Regions from separate parts of the Homo sapiens genome. Here region 2 is linked to region 1. A link is an interaction called in ENCODE POLR2A ChIA-PET data of the cell type or tissue named here. Cell type or tissue: Caco-2. All regions are shown on one strand. Links, peaks and the distances in the headings refer to the core of each region. The heading gives the core; the rest is flanking DNA.

The links. Peaks named below come from ENCODE experiments on the same cell type or tissue, not always from the same donor. Only the 100,000 strongest peaks of a DNase experiment are listed, where the experiment ranks them.
Region 2: POLR2A ChIA-PET joins it to region 1 with 10 read pairs; 9 of 35 experiments call an interaction of 5 or more read pairs at or near these places.

What each region holds. Positions count from the first base shown.
Region 1 is chr1:203,615,681-203,623,836 of GRCh38, forward strand. No RefSeq gene overlaps it. Among named protein-coding and RNA genes, the nearest start is that of ATP2B4, 7.1 kb to the right of the region's middle. In Caco-2, for the core only: no CTCF peak of the experiment used is centred there; no DNase peak of the experiment used is centred there.
Region 2 is chr1:203,535,434-203,543,589 of GRCh38, forward strand. No RefSeq gene overlaps it. Among named protein-coding and RNA genes, the nearest start is that of OPTC, 45 kb to the left of the region's middle. In Caco-2, for the core only: no CTCF peak of the experiment used is centred there; a DNase peak (open chromatin) is centred at 2,858.

The DNA of each region.
Region 1 (8,156 bases), core at 1,958-4,457:
ATCCCATTTGTCATTGGAGCCCATAGTTCCAGAATCTGCCTCTGTGTTTCTAACTTATCCCAAGGATCTTGGTTCAAGGTGCTGCCCTGGGCCTTTCCCTCAAATTAATTAGTGACGTTTCAGGTTTCACCCTACATAGGAAAGACAGCCCATTGTGTCCCCCACCTGTACACCAGTGCCACAGATGTGGGAAACCCACAGGGGCCTAGAGAGGTTGAACACTTTGCAAAGGCCACTTAGCAAACCATAAATAAGTCCGGGCACGGTGGCTCATGGAGGGTGGGCAGATCACTTGAGCCCAGGAGTTCATGACCAGCCTGGGCAACATGGCGTGAAACCTTGTCTCTACAAAAAATAAAAATAAATAGCTGGGCATGGTGGCATGCACCTGTAGTCCCAGCTACCTGGGAGGCTGAGATGGGAGAATTGCTTGAGCTCAGGAGGTTGAGGCTGCAGAGAGCCAATATTGAGCCACTGCACTCCAGCCTAGGTGACAGGGTGAGATCTTGTCTCTAAATTAATTAATTTAAAAAATAAAACAAAAATAAAACGTTGTCTGTGGTTCCTAACAGAGAACCAATACTCCTCCATGTAACACTACAGGTTTAGCTTTTCGTGCCCATAAACTTGCTCTTTACCCCTGACACCAAGTCCCAGAAGAAGCTAAGAAGGCAGATGAAGCCAGACTGGAGCAATGCCTCCCCCACTCCTCCTTGCCTCTGGCAAGCACCTCTCTATGTCATCCTCACTTTCAGTTCCAGTAGACGAAAGGGCCTCTAAATCAGTTGAGAGAGGGATGCTGGGGAAGACTCAGCAAAAGTCTTAAAATGCCTCATATCTCAGTTGTTGCTCTCTTTTTGTTTCTGGTGGATGCCCCATGAGAGTGTGCACTTAGGACTAAGAACAGACCTCCTGAAGAACTTGCTTGCATCTCGTAGCTAAAAGCAGGGGTATGTAACCCAGGGAGGCTACAAAGTCTTCTTCTCTGAGCATTCACTATCTTTTGAGCCACCTGCAGTTCAGTTTGGAGGCAGGGGCATGGGTGGAGAGACTTCCCAAGAGTACAGGATGCCTCCTTCTCTAGAGGTCTGGGAAGACCCAAAGGAGCTGGGAACAGAGTCAGGCAGACAGTTGTTGGGTAGTGAGCAGTTTATTTAAAAACATTCACCCAGTTGGCTGGGCCTGAGGCCTTATGCCTGTAATCCCAGCACTTTGGAAGGCCGAGGCGGGTGGATCGCCTGAGGTCAGGAGTTTGAGACCATCCTGACCAATATGGTGAAACCCCATCTCTACTAAAAATACAAAAATTAGCTGGGCATGATAGCGCACACCTGTAATCTCAGCTACTCAGGAGGCTGAGGCAGGAGAATTGCTTAAACCTGGGAGGCAGAGGTTGCAGTGAGACAAGATCGCGCCATTGCACTCCAACCTGGGCGAAAAGAGCGAAACTCCATCTCAAAACAAAACAAAAATTCACCCAGTCCAGCTCTCTGCCCCAAGTAGCCTGGTCTCCACCTCTACTCTGCACACTTCCCAGGTTAAATACAGAGAGTAGTTATCCTTTTCCCGCCTTCCTCCCCCATGGACCAAGAGCCTCTGTGGTGAGCACAAAACATTTTCGCCATTCTCAGCTCTTGTTACAGTGAGATGGACACACAGCCTAGACAGACATTTAAAATTTCTGTCTTCCCTGCTGCCCCAGACACTCAGGGTTGGGCCTGAATGCTCCTTTCTCTCTCTCTCTTTTTTTTTTTTTTTTTGAGGTGGAGTCTCACTCTGTTGCCCAGGCTGGAGTGTAGTGGTGCCATCTCAGCTCACTGCAACCTCCACCTCCCAGGTTCAAGTGATTCTCCTGCTTCAGCTTCCCGAGCAGCTGGGATTACAGGTATCTGCCACCATACCTGCTAGTTTTTGTAGTTTTAGTAGAGACAAGAGTTTCACCATGTTGGCCAGGCTGGTCTTGAACTCCTGACCTCAGGTGATCCACCTGCCTCGGCCTCCCAAAGTGCTGGGATTATAGGCATGAGCCACCACGCCTGGACGACACCTACTTCTTAGGACTCCAAAAGTAAAAGGCAATAATGCAGGTAAAGTGGCTTGCTTCTTTGTTTGGCACATAGTAGGCTCAAGAAGTGTTAGCTGGATGAATGACTGAAAGGTAAGCGCACAACATGAGCATTTGCTGGGGCCAGGCTGGGAAGCCATGGCTTCACCAGCTATATGTCTGGAAGGGGTCGTGAAGATGGGGGTCAGGAGCTGCTAAGTCACGGAGAGACTGAAGAGAGCTGAGCACCTCTGATAAAGTAAATTGTACACTAGGTTTCTGGGAGGGCCTGCCTCCTGTGGTCTCCCCAAAATGAGAAGGTGAGTTTCAGAAATCCAGGCTCCAGTGTCATCTGGAGAAGCAGAAGAGCTGGGATTCAGTTCCTGGCAAGGAGATAGGTTCCACTGCCACCTCTCCTTTCCCAGCATCCCCTCCCAGCCAGGGCTTCTCTCCCCAGTTCTCCCCAAATCTGTGGATCCTGAAGCCTGCAGAATTGGCCCGGAATGTAGACGGCAAGAAAGCCTGTCACACCAAGGCAAGGGAAAGAGGCTTGGGCCAGCAGTTAAAGGATTTCTGTTATATTTCTACCATGAACTGTGTGATACCAAACAATGTAGTCAGCCTTTCTGAGCCTCAGTTTCCCCAACTGTAAGATGGGAATAATAACTCATGCCCTATTCTTCCTGCCATATAGGACTATTGCAAGGATCAAATTAAATATTTTACGTAGTCCCTTAGCTGGAGCTCAGTGGGTTTGTAAACTGCAATGTACTGTGCAAACACAGAACTATTAAAGGCTCTGGAACAGGGGGCTTCTGGGGTGGGACAGGTTGTAAACTCTATCTAGCATGGGGTCAGCAAGGATCCTTCCAGTTGGGCTTCCTTTTTGATTTTCATTTGAAACTTAATGAGCACTTAGGGCATTGCTGATTCTCTAATTAGGATTCAAAATTCAATTTAAAAACCATTGCTTGTTCCCTTCACTCCACACTCACTTCCTCAGCTCTATTGAGCCCAACCATTAACCAAAAACTATTTTTAAATGGCATTAATTTGTTATACCCTGAAATAAATGAGAGACAAATATTTTGTTAGAAAAACAAATCATGAACCAAACGCGTTAAAAAAAAATAATAACAGCCTAGTTAATGAGTTCAAAGTGAAATTAAAATCAAACAACTGCAGCTTCCAAAGCAATTGAACCAGAATGAAATTAGAACAGCAAAATATGCACCCAAGTAAATCAAACAAATTCTGTATCTCATCGAAAGTACTGAATCAGAAAGATGCTTCTGGCCCTCACCTCCCGTTTCGGGTTTTCTCATGTCAAATTCTGCACTCCTTCATTTAACAGTATGCACAGATGCCTTTGATGTTCTAGTCACTGGGGATGCAAAGATGGAGAAGAGACAATCCTCTGCCTCCAGGAGCACACAGCCCAACACACAGGTTTTTCCCATGAACACAGGCTGTCTCTGCCCAGCTTAACCCACCTCTAACACAGTGGCCGCCTAGATGGCAGAGTAACATGGAACGCTTGGCATCCCTAGTAATCCTCATTATTGCCAGAATCAGAGCATGAAACCAGCAATACACAAAGAACAAAAACCCAACAAACAAAAGTTGAGCCACAAAGATCTCTGTGGTGACACTAACTAGGTGGTCCTCTGAGACCAGCTCCTCAAGCCCTCAGAGAAAGTGTCCTTTGATTTAATTCTGCATCCCACCCTTGCAGATTCAGACACCCTTTCTAATGATCTCTGTAAAGGCTGTTCCATCCAGTCCTCTCACAGGAATTCCAGGAAGTGGGAAAAATGAAATTGTTGCTTGTCAAGTGTAGAAGACCACCCACACTCAGCAAGGGGGTGAGCTGGAAGCCAGCCCTCCCATGGAGGACCCAGCAAGGTTCTTGCAGTGGAGAAATAGCCCAGCCTGCTGCTGCTATTGCTGCTGAAACAGCTGCTGATATTTGCTTCTCTCTCATATAAATATAGCAAGAATTATTCATCTTTATCTTTCTTGGACCCTCTTAGCTGAAGTCACCATTGTCTTCCCTGAGCAGACCCTCCCTGATTCCTGAAGCAACGCTCAATCTGAACTTGAGAATTAGTTGTTGTTTTTCGTTTTTGGTCTTGTTTTTGAGACTGAGTCTCAGTCTGTCGCCCATGCCGGAGTGCAGTGGCGCGATCTCCACTCACTGCAACTTTCGCCTCCTGGGTTCAAGCAATTCCCGCTTGAATGGGAGGCTTGAACTCAGCCTCCTGAGTAGCTGTGATTACAGGCGTATGCAACCATGCCCAGATAATTTTTTTGTATTTTTAGTAGAGACGGGGTTTTGCTGTGCTGGCCAGGCTGATCTCGAACTCCTGACCTCAAGTGATCTGCCCACTTTCATCTTCCAAAGTGCTGGGATTACAGGCGTGAGCCACCACGCCCAGCCAGAGAATTAGTTGTTTTGATTGTACATGAGAATGTCTTGGAGGGTAAACCCTGGCTATCTGTGTCTCCATCTAGCAGCCTTCTCTGATCTCCTGCCATCTTGACCTAAGCCAAGTCCAAGGACTTCTGCCTTGGTATCTCTGCCTAGCGTTCATGCCCCCAGTCCCTTAGCTGGAGCTCAGTGGGTCTTCCTGGATCCAGTTTCTTCCCCATTAGAACCCTTGCCCTGGGTTTTGTATAATAAGGATAGACAAAGGACATGGGGGCAGAAGTTACTCAGATAAATACATCTGTCTACCCTGCAGCCATCACCAGGCCTGCTCTGCAAGGAGGTAGAAAGAAAAGCATTAGAAATAATCGAAAAGTCCAACTGGAGTCTCACCAACTCTAAGAAGCCTTCTGCAAAGCTTCCAGCCCATCTTCAGCTTTCCTTCGCTAAACTTTCACTGGGTTTTTCACCTGGAACAAAGTTTTAGACTTCAGCATATACTTTATTCTGTTGTTATCTGCTTTATATATCTCCACAACCAGATTAGAGGCTTCTGGAAGGCAGGGACTATGTTACATATCACTATGTTCCATAACACTGCCTAGTAATGCATTGTGCCTGGATTATCCCTCCCACCATCTTTAGGCTTGCAGTCTACCCTACACACTACTGCCACAGCCAGCTTACTAAACACAGACCCAGTGAGGCCACTCAGGGCCCTCCATTGACTGAACTCAAACTACCTCCCCAGTCTTTCTCCTCTACTCTTTTTTCTTTTTTCTTTTTCTTTTTTTTTTTCTTTTTTTTTTTTTTTTGAGACAGACTATCACTCTGTCACCCAGACTGGAGTGCAGTGGTGCAATCTCGGCTCACCGCAAACTCTGCCTCCTGGGTTCAAACTATTCTTGTGCCTCAGCCTCCCAAGTAGCTGGGATTACAGGTGTGTACCACTACACCCAGCTAATTTTTTTACTAGAGATGGGGTTTTGCCATGTTGCCCAGGCCAGGCTTGAACTCCTGGCCTCAGGCAACCCACCCACCTCGTTCTCTATTCTTTCTACCTCCAGACCTTTGCTCATGTCCCACCCTAACCCCGCCTCCATCCAAAACAGTTTAAAGCTTGCTTTTCAAGATTTTTCAGGTACTTGCAAATATTATCTCCTTCCTAGAGCCTTCTAATATTCCCATCTGAGGCAATCACTCCCTAGCATTTCCTAGCATTTTATATTTCATCTTTTAATATGTACTACCTAGCACATAGTAAGCATTCAGTAAATACATTTAAAAGATTATAGCATCTTTGATTGTAGCTACTCATGCTATGAAAGCATCTTTTCCTTCTACTAAACTATAAGCTTATTACCTCTGTATACCTCATCTGGGCCCAGTAGATGTTGAAACAGTAGACATTCAATAAATGTATGCTAAATTGAATAGTAGGTGTTCAGAGATACTTAACTGAATGAATAAAATGCACAGAAATGACTGAATCTAAATGGTAGCTAGTAGCTCAAAGACTTTCTATATTACTTTCTACACTACATTTCTACATTACTTAGTACAAGTGACCAAAAAACCTAGTTTCATCTAGCGTAGGCATGCACAATGAGTCATGTAACTCATTTGTAGGAAAGGCAGGGGTACAGTGGGATATGAGGTACAACGAACTCCAGTGCTGCTGGCACTCACTCCTTAGCTTTCTCGTCTGCCTCTCTTGCATGCGAGCTGTATTCTTTTTTATTGCAGGCTTCTTCCATGGGGCAGGGAACTTGACCCCTGATACTTCCAGAGTATAAGATACTTGACCTCTGATACTTCCAGAGTATCTCTTCACAGTAGTCACAGCAGGGACCAAGCCTTGTTTTCTGTTTAATCGTAAGTGCAAAACTCTCAGGAAAGGATGTAATTGGCTCAGCTTGGGTCAGGTGGGGTTAGGACTGCTAATAAAATGTCAGTTTCAATTGTTGTTTTTTGTTTTGTTTTGTTTTGTTTTGAGATGGAGTCTCACTCTGTCACCCAAGCTGGAGTACAGTGGCACGATCTCAGCTCACTGCAACCTCAGCCTCTGGGGTTCAAGTGATTCTCGGGCCTCAGCCTCCTGAGTACCTGGAATTACAGGCATGCCCAGTGATTTTTTTTTGTATTTTTATTTATGTATTTATTTACTGATACAGAGTCTCACTCTGTCACCCAGGCTGGAGTACAGTGGTGCAATCTCAGCTCACTGCAACCTCCATCACCTGGTTTCAAGCGATTCTCCTGCCTCAGTCTCCCGAGTAGCTGGGACTACAGGCGCGCACCACCGTGCCAGCTAAGTTTTGTATTTTTGGTAGAGACGGGGTTTCACCATGTTGCCCAGGCTGGTCTTGAACTCCTGACCTCAAGTGATCCAACCACCTCGGCCTCTCAAAGTGCTGGGATTACAGGCATGAGCCACCATGCCTGGCCCAGTTTCCATCTTAACAGTGAGAAGAAAGGACGTCCCAAAGAACTGGGTTCGGGCATGGGGAAAATGGCTGCTGTTCTAGCCAAGGCAAAATGGTAGATATTCACAACAGGGAGTCATGCAGTCTGCATTCGGGGGAGGTACAGGAAATGGTGAGGAAGATTTGGAAAACTCAAGGTGGAGTCATCAAGAGGCAGAGGAACACATTCTGTTAAACACCTAAGTGAGAGACAGTGCTGACTGCATTTTCCTCAAGTGAGAGATGGGGTAGGGACAGGGTCCACAGTGATGTAAGCCCTGTAGAGACTGACCTGCTATGGGGAGTTCAGGAGGCTGAGGAGAGCCAGGCTAGATCTAAAGAACAGGAACCTGTAAAGTCAAGAGTACAGCAGGGAGAAGAGGGAAACAGGACTGCTCAGAGCTGAGCAGAACAGGCAGACTATGAACTTCTGATGCCAGAGGCAGTGTCCTCCTTCTTGCCCCAGGGGGGCCAACTCCATTTTCCCACATCTAGTGGTTATTTTTATGGATAGATTTATTTTTACCCGTTCTAGACCTCAAACCTGCCGCTGCAAGAAGCGAAGCACTGAGGCTTCTAGCTTTCCAGAAAACACAGGCCTCAGTGGTCAGCTCAGTGACAGAGATCAGGCTATGGTCCCCTCGGCTCCTCTGGGGTCACATTGACCCACCCCCCGACATCCCTCCCTCCTGTCTGCAGCAGAGCTGGGGTGGGAATGGAGTGGGAGGGGGATTCCTTTTTTCTCATCCCACAACCCCACAGCCGGTCAAGGGGAGGATCTACAGCCACCCTGGAAGTCATAAACCTGGCCTGCCCCTGAATCCTAGCCAGCCAGATGTGGGACAGCCATCAGAGCCTCTTTTGACAGCACCTCCCTGGCAGAGCCTGTCTCCCTGGAATCCAGGGAGCTTGAGGGGAAGATCTTACCTTTCCAATAATAACCAGCTATGAAAGGGTATCATTTCCCAGTCCCCACAAAACAGGCAGCCAAAGCAGACTTCTTCTTTATTGGGACCATACATCTGGCCTAAATTGTCATTCCCCCAAGACAAGTTTACTGAACAGTTAGGCAATGCCTCCACACACAGCCACTGCAGACGAGCTTAAAATATACTTTAATACATTTAAACAGTCATTTCAGAGACTGGCTTTCTTATGATAAAGATGCAACTGACACTCATTGGTGCTAAAATGTCATGTTGTTGCCATCCAGCAGGGA
Region 2 (8,156 bases), core at 1,866-4,365, 80 kb before region 1:
GCCTGGGTGACAGAGCGAGACTCCGTCCCAAAAAAAAAAAAAAAAAAAAGAAAGTCAGAAGACTGTGTGATTTTTTTAATACAGGAGCAGAGGAGGAAATTTTCCAAGGTAAATAAACTTTAAAGGAAAGTGAGAGACAAAATAAGGCACTTCCTGATTATAGCCCTTGAGTACTGTGTGTACACCATCCAAGTACCACTCCATATCCACCAAATGGGATCTGTGTCCTGCTTCCCACCTTTTCCCTAATTGTCCCCTGCAAACACTGCTGCAGACCACTGCCTTTCCCTGTCAGAGTTCCATCCTTCCATCAAAGACAGCCTTTTCCTTGTCTGCAGATGTTGGCCACCAGTGGTTGGGTCCTTTATGTCTTAGTCCCACAAACCCACAGCACAGTCCCAGACAGAAAATCTTGTTAGAGACTGAGCTATGTTCCTTCAAATTCATATGTTGAAGTCCCAACTGACAGTACCTCAGAATGTGACTCTATTTGGAGACAGGGCCTTTAAAGAGGGGATTAAGTTAAAATGAAGTCATTACGGCAGGCCCAATCCAATATTACTGGTGTCCTTAGAAGAAAAGGAGACCAGGAAACGGACACAGAGGGAAGATCACATGAAGACACAGGAAAGAGACAGTCATCTGCAAGCCAAGGACAGTGGCCTTGGAAGAAACTAACCCCATGAACATCTCCATCAATATTTGCTGAATTGTTTTTGAATAATACAAATCTTAAGTATCATTTTTAATTTTTTTTTTGAGACAGAGTCTTGTTCTGCTGTCCAAGCTAGAGTGCAGTGGCACAATCTCAGCTCACTGAAGCCTCCGCCTCCTGGGTTCAAGTGATTCATCTGCCTCAGCATCCCAAGTAGCTGGGATTACAGGCACATACCACCACGCCTGGCTAATTTTGTATTTTTAATAGAGATGGGGTTTCACCATGTTGACCAGGCTGGACTCGAACCCCTAGCCTCGAGTGATCCGCCCACCTCGGCCTCCCAAAGTGCTGGGATTACAGGTGTGAGCCACTGCACCTGGCTTTAAGTATAATTTTTAATGTCTTCCCAACACTTCATTATATGGCCACTTCATATTACATTTAATCAACTCCTACTGTTGAATTTCAGACTGCTTCCAAATTTTCCCTAGTTTAAAGAATGCCTCTATGAATATTGTTGTTCAGAGTTTTTGGTGTTCAATTGAATTATTTCCTTAGCATAAATTTTCATGAGCAAGATTACTTGTCAAAAGCAAGACTATGTTTATGGCTCTCTAGGACTATACCAATCTGAAACATTATCAGCACTGAATGAGTTCACCCATTTCCTGAGAGTCTTACCAGACTGGAATTTATCAACTTGAGGTCACTGTAGTCTGACCCAGGGATGCTGCTTCTTTTCACCTCTTGGGTATTGCTCCTATATTCAGGGGTCTGCCCATCCCCGTTGCCAACACAAACTACCTGCCCAAGTTCTCATATGTGTCTAAATCCTGATGAAAGTCTCTTTCTCCAGGAAACCTGCCCCACTTTATTCGGCAGGGCTCTGTTCTTTCCTATATTTTCCCTTCCTTCACACACTAATCTCTTTGGATTACGCAAACCCCCAAGTTGTTGGGCAATTGTGTACCAGAGAGTAGAGGGAGATGAGAGGCCTTACCAGAAAGATCCTGAAATTCTTGCTGATAAGGGCACCTCAGGCTCAAATGTTGAAATGAGAGAAGTAAAAGAGATGTCATCAGATTGTACCTAAGCTAATCAAGTGAGTCATGGTGGTTGCAAAGTTTGGCCGGGCTTACTGGGGTAGAGGTGAGGAATGGGATGAGGGGAGGTGGTGCCAAATGTCCAGAGTCCAGGTTGCCATTGAAAAGTGATCATGATTGGAACCCTGCCGGGAAGGCAGAGACCTGATAGCAGAGGGTTTGGTATCATGCTAATGAGTTCAGATTGTCACTGGAAAGACACAGGGGGCCATGAAAGGCTTTGAGGCAGGTGAGCTGATCAGTCTTAGACTTTTGTATAGTTGAGATAATGAACTGGCAAGGAGGGATATGAGAAGCAAGAAGGTCTGTTAGGAGGTTGTTTGTATTTCTCCAGTGGAGAGATGCCCAGGGCTTGAGCTAGGATCTTCAGCTTTTTAATTTGTGTTTGTATTGTCTCCTCAATAAGTGTGGCAGGCAGGACTCCTGGGGGGAAGAACTGTTTTCTGTTCCTTGTGTCTCTCCCAAGATGGTAGCACCATGCTTGGCACACAGTGCTGTGCACTTAAAGGCTTGTGAATACGCAGAGCCCTTTCTGGGGTGGAAATATCCAGGGGGTGAGGCAGCCACTGTTCCTCTGGCTTCAGGGAGCTTCCAGTCTGATGTGAGAGATCTAGAAACCATGGATCATCATCATTCAAAAGGACTTTAGAGAGCATCTAGTCAAACTCCCTCACTTTACAAACGGGAAATTGAGGCTCAGAGGAAGAAAGTAACACAAGATTGGAATCCAGATCTCCTGGCTCCTGGTCAAGGAAAGAAGCCATCTCACAGCATTTTTCATGAAGGAGTCATGGTCCCTGCTCTTGGGAAGCTTCCATCCAGGCAGAAGAAGCCCAGCATCTAGTCAGTTGTAGGGGCAGAATGCAATGTACAGGTGCAGGCACAGACATCAGCACTTAGGTGGGTACAGATACAACACAAACTGTAGAGAGCAGATGGGTGGGGGGGGTAAGCAGTGATGGAACATTTACTGTGAGCCAGGCACTGCAATCATGACTTTCACCAAATATGTACACAGTCTTCACCATTCATGAATGAGTTGATATGTTTACCCACGTCCACGTAAAAGATGAAGAAACCACAGCTCAGGCTGATAAGAGTCAGAGCCCTGGCTCAAAACAGGACTGGCCGCTGCCAAAGGCCTTCTCTCACTAGGGCTCCAAGCTGCCTCTGCTGAAGGCGCACAGGGTTGTAGGGTGACAGGATTTGATGTGGTGGCTGAAGTTCACTTGGTGTGGCAGAACTGGGAAATAAAAAACCTGTGTTGATATTTCCTTTCTAACCCTACCACATAGCAACCATGGGACTTCAGAAAATAATGAAACCTCTCTCAGCTTCAACGTTCTATAAGATGAGGTTAAATCTGCCCTGCCTAACTTACAGGGTGGTTGAGAGACTTAAACAAGATAATGTGCTTAATGTGTTTGTGAACCATAAAGAAAGTTCTGGGACAGTGAGAGGGAGCCTGAGATCGGGAGCATTTCCCGAAGACTGGTGGCTATAGCATCGCAGGGATGGAGACACCAGTTGCATTGAGGTGGAGCCTGCATTGGGATCTCTGAGCAGGACTGACACAGAGCCAGGGTCTGTGCTCCTTGGCTCTATTTTTCATGCAGTTAAGTACCCCTAAAAACTAAAGCATTTGCCAAATGAGCAACTTCCTTGGGAGCATTTGCTACCCATTGTTTGTAACAAGCCTCTGGAAGCCAGAACTGGCTTCTCCATCAGATACAGAGATCATGGCCTTTGGCTCAGTATTCCCAGAGTTCCCAAGAGGAAAAAAAGACACCACGAGTAACATTGGGGAAGTGGGAGCCTAGAGTAAATGCTGGCTGGGCCACCTGCTATCCATGTGATTTGGGAAAGTCACCATACCTTCTGGAACCCCAGATTCCTCCTTTGTAAATTGGCAGAGCTCTAGAAGTTCTCTCACTCAATGGGATCGACACTAGTGGTAAGTAGTTTATTTTAAAAAATTAGTTAAAGCCAGACATCATAAAAAATGATATATATTTACTTTAAACCTTGAGTTTCAACTTAAAATAGCTAAATGCACATGAATACAGGTCAATCCTTTGATGTAAGGCTGGGCCTTTTGGGTTTGCTGATTAGAATCCAAGATGGTTTCCTTCCACAAGCCATGCCAGCAATGCATAGTCAATGATTTCCTCAAAATGAAACCAGAGCTTAAAGACTCTTAAAAATAAATAGAAAAGTAAAATTCTTTTAGATGCTTATGACTTCGTTCCCAATATCCCAATATTTTACCATTGTCTCTCCCACAACTAATTTTTTGTTTGTTTGTTTCTTTTTTTTTTTTTTTTTTTTTTTTTGAGATGGAGTCTCGCTCTGTCACCCAGGCTGGAATGCGGCAGCGCGGTCTCAGCTCACTGCAACCTCCAACTCCTGGGTTCAAGAGGTTCTTCTATCTCAGCCTCCCGAATAGCTGGGATTACAGGCAGCCACCACCACACCCCGTTAATTTTCTTTTGTATTTTTAGTAGAGACAGGGTTTCACCATGTTGGCCAGGCTGGTCTAAAACTCCTGACCTCAGGTGATCCGCCCGCCTCAGCCTCCCAAAGTACTGAGTTTACAGGCATGAGCCATTGCGCCTGGCCTCCACACCTAATTTAATTGTGAATTTTGAGGGACTCACTTTTACAAGTATTTCCAAAACTTTCAACCCTGTTGTGTTTTTTTTTTTAAGAAAACACTATTTACTCTAACAATCAAACCCAGAAATGTATAGCAATTCAAGAACAATGGAAGTTTCTTATTCACATAGAGGCCAAAGCAGGTGCTCCTAATTGATGAGTGGCTCTCCTCCAAGCATGATTCAGGGATGTGTAGGCCCTTCATTTTTGGCTCTGCAATCTTCCATATGTGGCTTCCAAGGTTACTGCTTTTGAATGCATCAAGTGAGAAGAAGGGGAAAGAAAGAGGCGAAGGACGATGAAGGCACACTCGCTCTTAACTAACTACCTCAGCCTGGAAGATAAGAAGTGGAAGCATACCACTTCTGCTCACAGTCCCTTGGTAAGAAAAGTAGAGACATAGTCCCATCCAATGCAAAGGGTTCTGGGAAATGTAGTCCAACTCTGTGCCCAGCAATTAGAGGAGACAGGTTTGTGAGGACATAGCCAGTCTCTGCCACATGAGACTATGCTATCATAGAAAAACTCTCTTTATCTTTGCACTCATTTCATTCATTTATGTCAGTGCCAAGATTGGGAAACTCTTGGGGCCAGGTGCGGTGGCTTATGCCTATTATCCTAGCACTTTGGGAGGCTGAAGTGGGCGGATCAGCTGAGGTCAGGAGTTCCAGATCAGCCTGGCCAACATAGTGAAACCTCATCTCTACTAAAATAGAAAACTTAGCCTGGCATGATGGTGCACGCCCAGCTACTTGGGAGGCTGAGGCAGGAGAATCGCTTGAACCCAGGAGGTGGAGGCTGCAGTGAGCCAAGATCATGCCATTGCACTCCAGCCTGGGGAAGAGAGCAAGACTCTGTCTCAAAAAAAAAAAAAATTGGGAAACTCTGATTTATGTAATATGTGACTAAAATACATAATTACAATAATAAAAAATTACAAGGTCCATTACTAAAAGCAACTTGGTAAGTACAGTTCTAGTGATGAAGCAGAAGTGCACAGGCATCCCAGAGAGTGGCCAGCCTTGAACATTTTGTGACCATAAACATCACTGCATATGTTTTATGGAAGAGGCAGCGAACATCCGTTAATTTGATTAATAAGTTGAGTTAGTGAAAGTCTATTAAAGAGATTTTCTATTGTTCCTACCTCATAGAGTCATTGCAACTATTAATAAAATAATCCATGTAAGGTGCTTTGCATCACCTTATATCAGTCATCAATTTTAGTACTATTGTTATCCTGGGCTGGATAATTCTTTGTTGTGGGGAGATGTCCTGTGCATTGTAGGATACTTAGCAACATCCCTGGCCTCTACCAACTAGATGCCAATAACAGCCTCTTAGTTGTGACAACCCGAAACTTCCTCAGGTATGACCAAATGTCTCCTAGGGAGTAAAATATCCCACAGTGTGATCTACTGCTTTTTATGATGATGAGCACTTACTAGTAACTCCTATTTTGGTTCCCTTCTCCTCTGCATCCCCAACATCCGTACCTTGCATTCAGGATCCCTCTTCCTCGACAATTTGGTCATGAGTCCATAAGAGCAACAGCCCTTTAGTCTCTAAAGTGGGGAAGGAAAGTTGGTAACATTGAACCCACATGGCATTTTACCAGTTTTCTAATTGCTAATACATGAGTCCTAGAAAATAAGATTGTCCTCTGAGAAGTAAAGCAGTAAAACTCATACACAGTGAATGTGGGAATAAACTGAGATATTTTCTGGAAAGTGTGACTGAAGAGTTTGGAAATGCCTTAGACTCCAATCAAAGTAAGTAATTTCTGAAAGAAGAATTGTAATTTGTGGAGTGTAAACTTAATCAATTGTACCTTGTTCAAAGAAAGAAACAGAAATAGGAAATGATCTAGTTTTATTTTATTTTATTTTTTGTCGTTGTTCTCATAAGCTGCTAAAGGAGACATCCTTGTACCCACACATTACTCATGACTGTACGTGTGTAAGTTTTTCTATAGAATAAATTCCTGGAAATTGAATGAAAATGGAATACATACTACACATTGCCTTCCAAAAACTTGGTACCAATTTAGATTTCCACTCCTATCAAGGATATATGTGCATCTGGAGACAGGATAGTATAAAAAACAGATATACGTGCATAACCGTTTCCCAAAAGCCTTGATATATTATTTTGTGTTTTAACTTTAGCCAATGTGATGGGTAGAAAGTAGTAAGTTGGTCTTATTTTATTTTGCTGGTATGCTATACTTCTAAGTTGTTTGTATTCTGTTATAAATTATGTTTTAAAATGATCAGACTGGGCCAGGCGCCGTGGCTCCTGCCTGTAATCCCAGGACTTTGGGAGGGTGAGGTGGGTGGATTACCTGAGGTCAGGAGTTTGACACCAGCCTGGCCAGCATGGTGAAACCCCATTTCTACTAAAAATACAAAAATTAGCTGGAGGCGGTCGTGGGTACCTGTAATCCCAGCTACTTGGAAGGTGGAGGCAGGAGAATTGCTTGAACCTGGGAGAAGGAGGTTGCAGTGAGCCAAGGTCGCGCCATTGAACTCCAGCCTGGGCGACAAGAGCAAACTTCACCTCAAAAAAAATAAAATGATTAGACTGGTTTTTTTTTGTTTGTTTTTGTTTTTTTGTTTGTTTGTTTTTTGAGAGAGGGAGAATCTCACTTTGTCACCCAGGCTGGAGTGCAGTGGTGCGATCTCTGCTCACTGCAGCCTCAACCTGCTGGAATCAAGCAATCCTTCTGTCTCAGTAGCTGGGACTACAGGTGCACGTCAGCCACCAGGCGTGGCTAATTTTTTGTATTTTTCATAGAGATTGGATTTCGCCATGTTGCCCAGGCTGGTCTCAGACTCCCAAGTTCAAGCCATCTGCCTGCCTTGGCCTCCCCAAGTTCTGGAATTATAGGTGTGAGCCACTGCTCCTGGCTACACTGTTTTTCTTGTCAGTTTGTTGAAATTAACAGCAGTTGATTATATGTTCCAAGTATTTTATTTCAGTCTGTTACTTGCCTTTTGATTTTGTTTATAACATATTTCCTCCAAAAGAAGTATAACATTTCCATAATCTCAAATCTAGTAATCTTTTCTTTTATGGCTTCTGGTATTCATGGCTCACTTTTTTAAAAACTTTGCCTGTTATAATGTTATTTTTTATATAACCTTTTTATTTTTTTCCTTATGTTTAGATCTTTAATTCATCTGGAATTTTATTTTTTGATATAATGTAAGGTATAAATCTAAGTTTATTTTCAAATTAAAATCTAATAATTCCAATACCTCATCCCCAATAATTTAAAATGCCACCATGATAATTTTGTTTGTTTTTTCTTTTTTTTGAGACGGAGTCTCGCTCTATCGCCCAGGCTGGAGTTCAGTGGCGCCATCTCGGCTCACTGCAAGCTCCGCCTCCCGGGCTCACGCCATTCTCCTGCCTCAGCCTCCCGAGCAGCCTCCCAGGCGCCTGCCACCACGCCCAGCTAATTTTTTGTATTTTTAGTAGATACGGGGTTTCACCATGTTAGCCAGGATGTTCTTGATCTCCTGACCTTGTGATCCACCAGCCTCGGCCTCCCAAAGTGCTGGGATTACAGGTCTGAGCCACCGCACCCGGCCGATTTTTTTTTTTTTTTTTTTTTTTTTTTTGAGACAGAATCTTGCGCTGTTGACAGGTTGGAGTGCAGTGGTGCGACCTCGGCTCACTGCAACCTCTGCCTCCCAGGTTCTGCCTCAGCCTCCTGAGTAGCTGGGACTACAGGT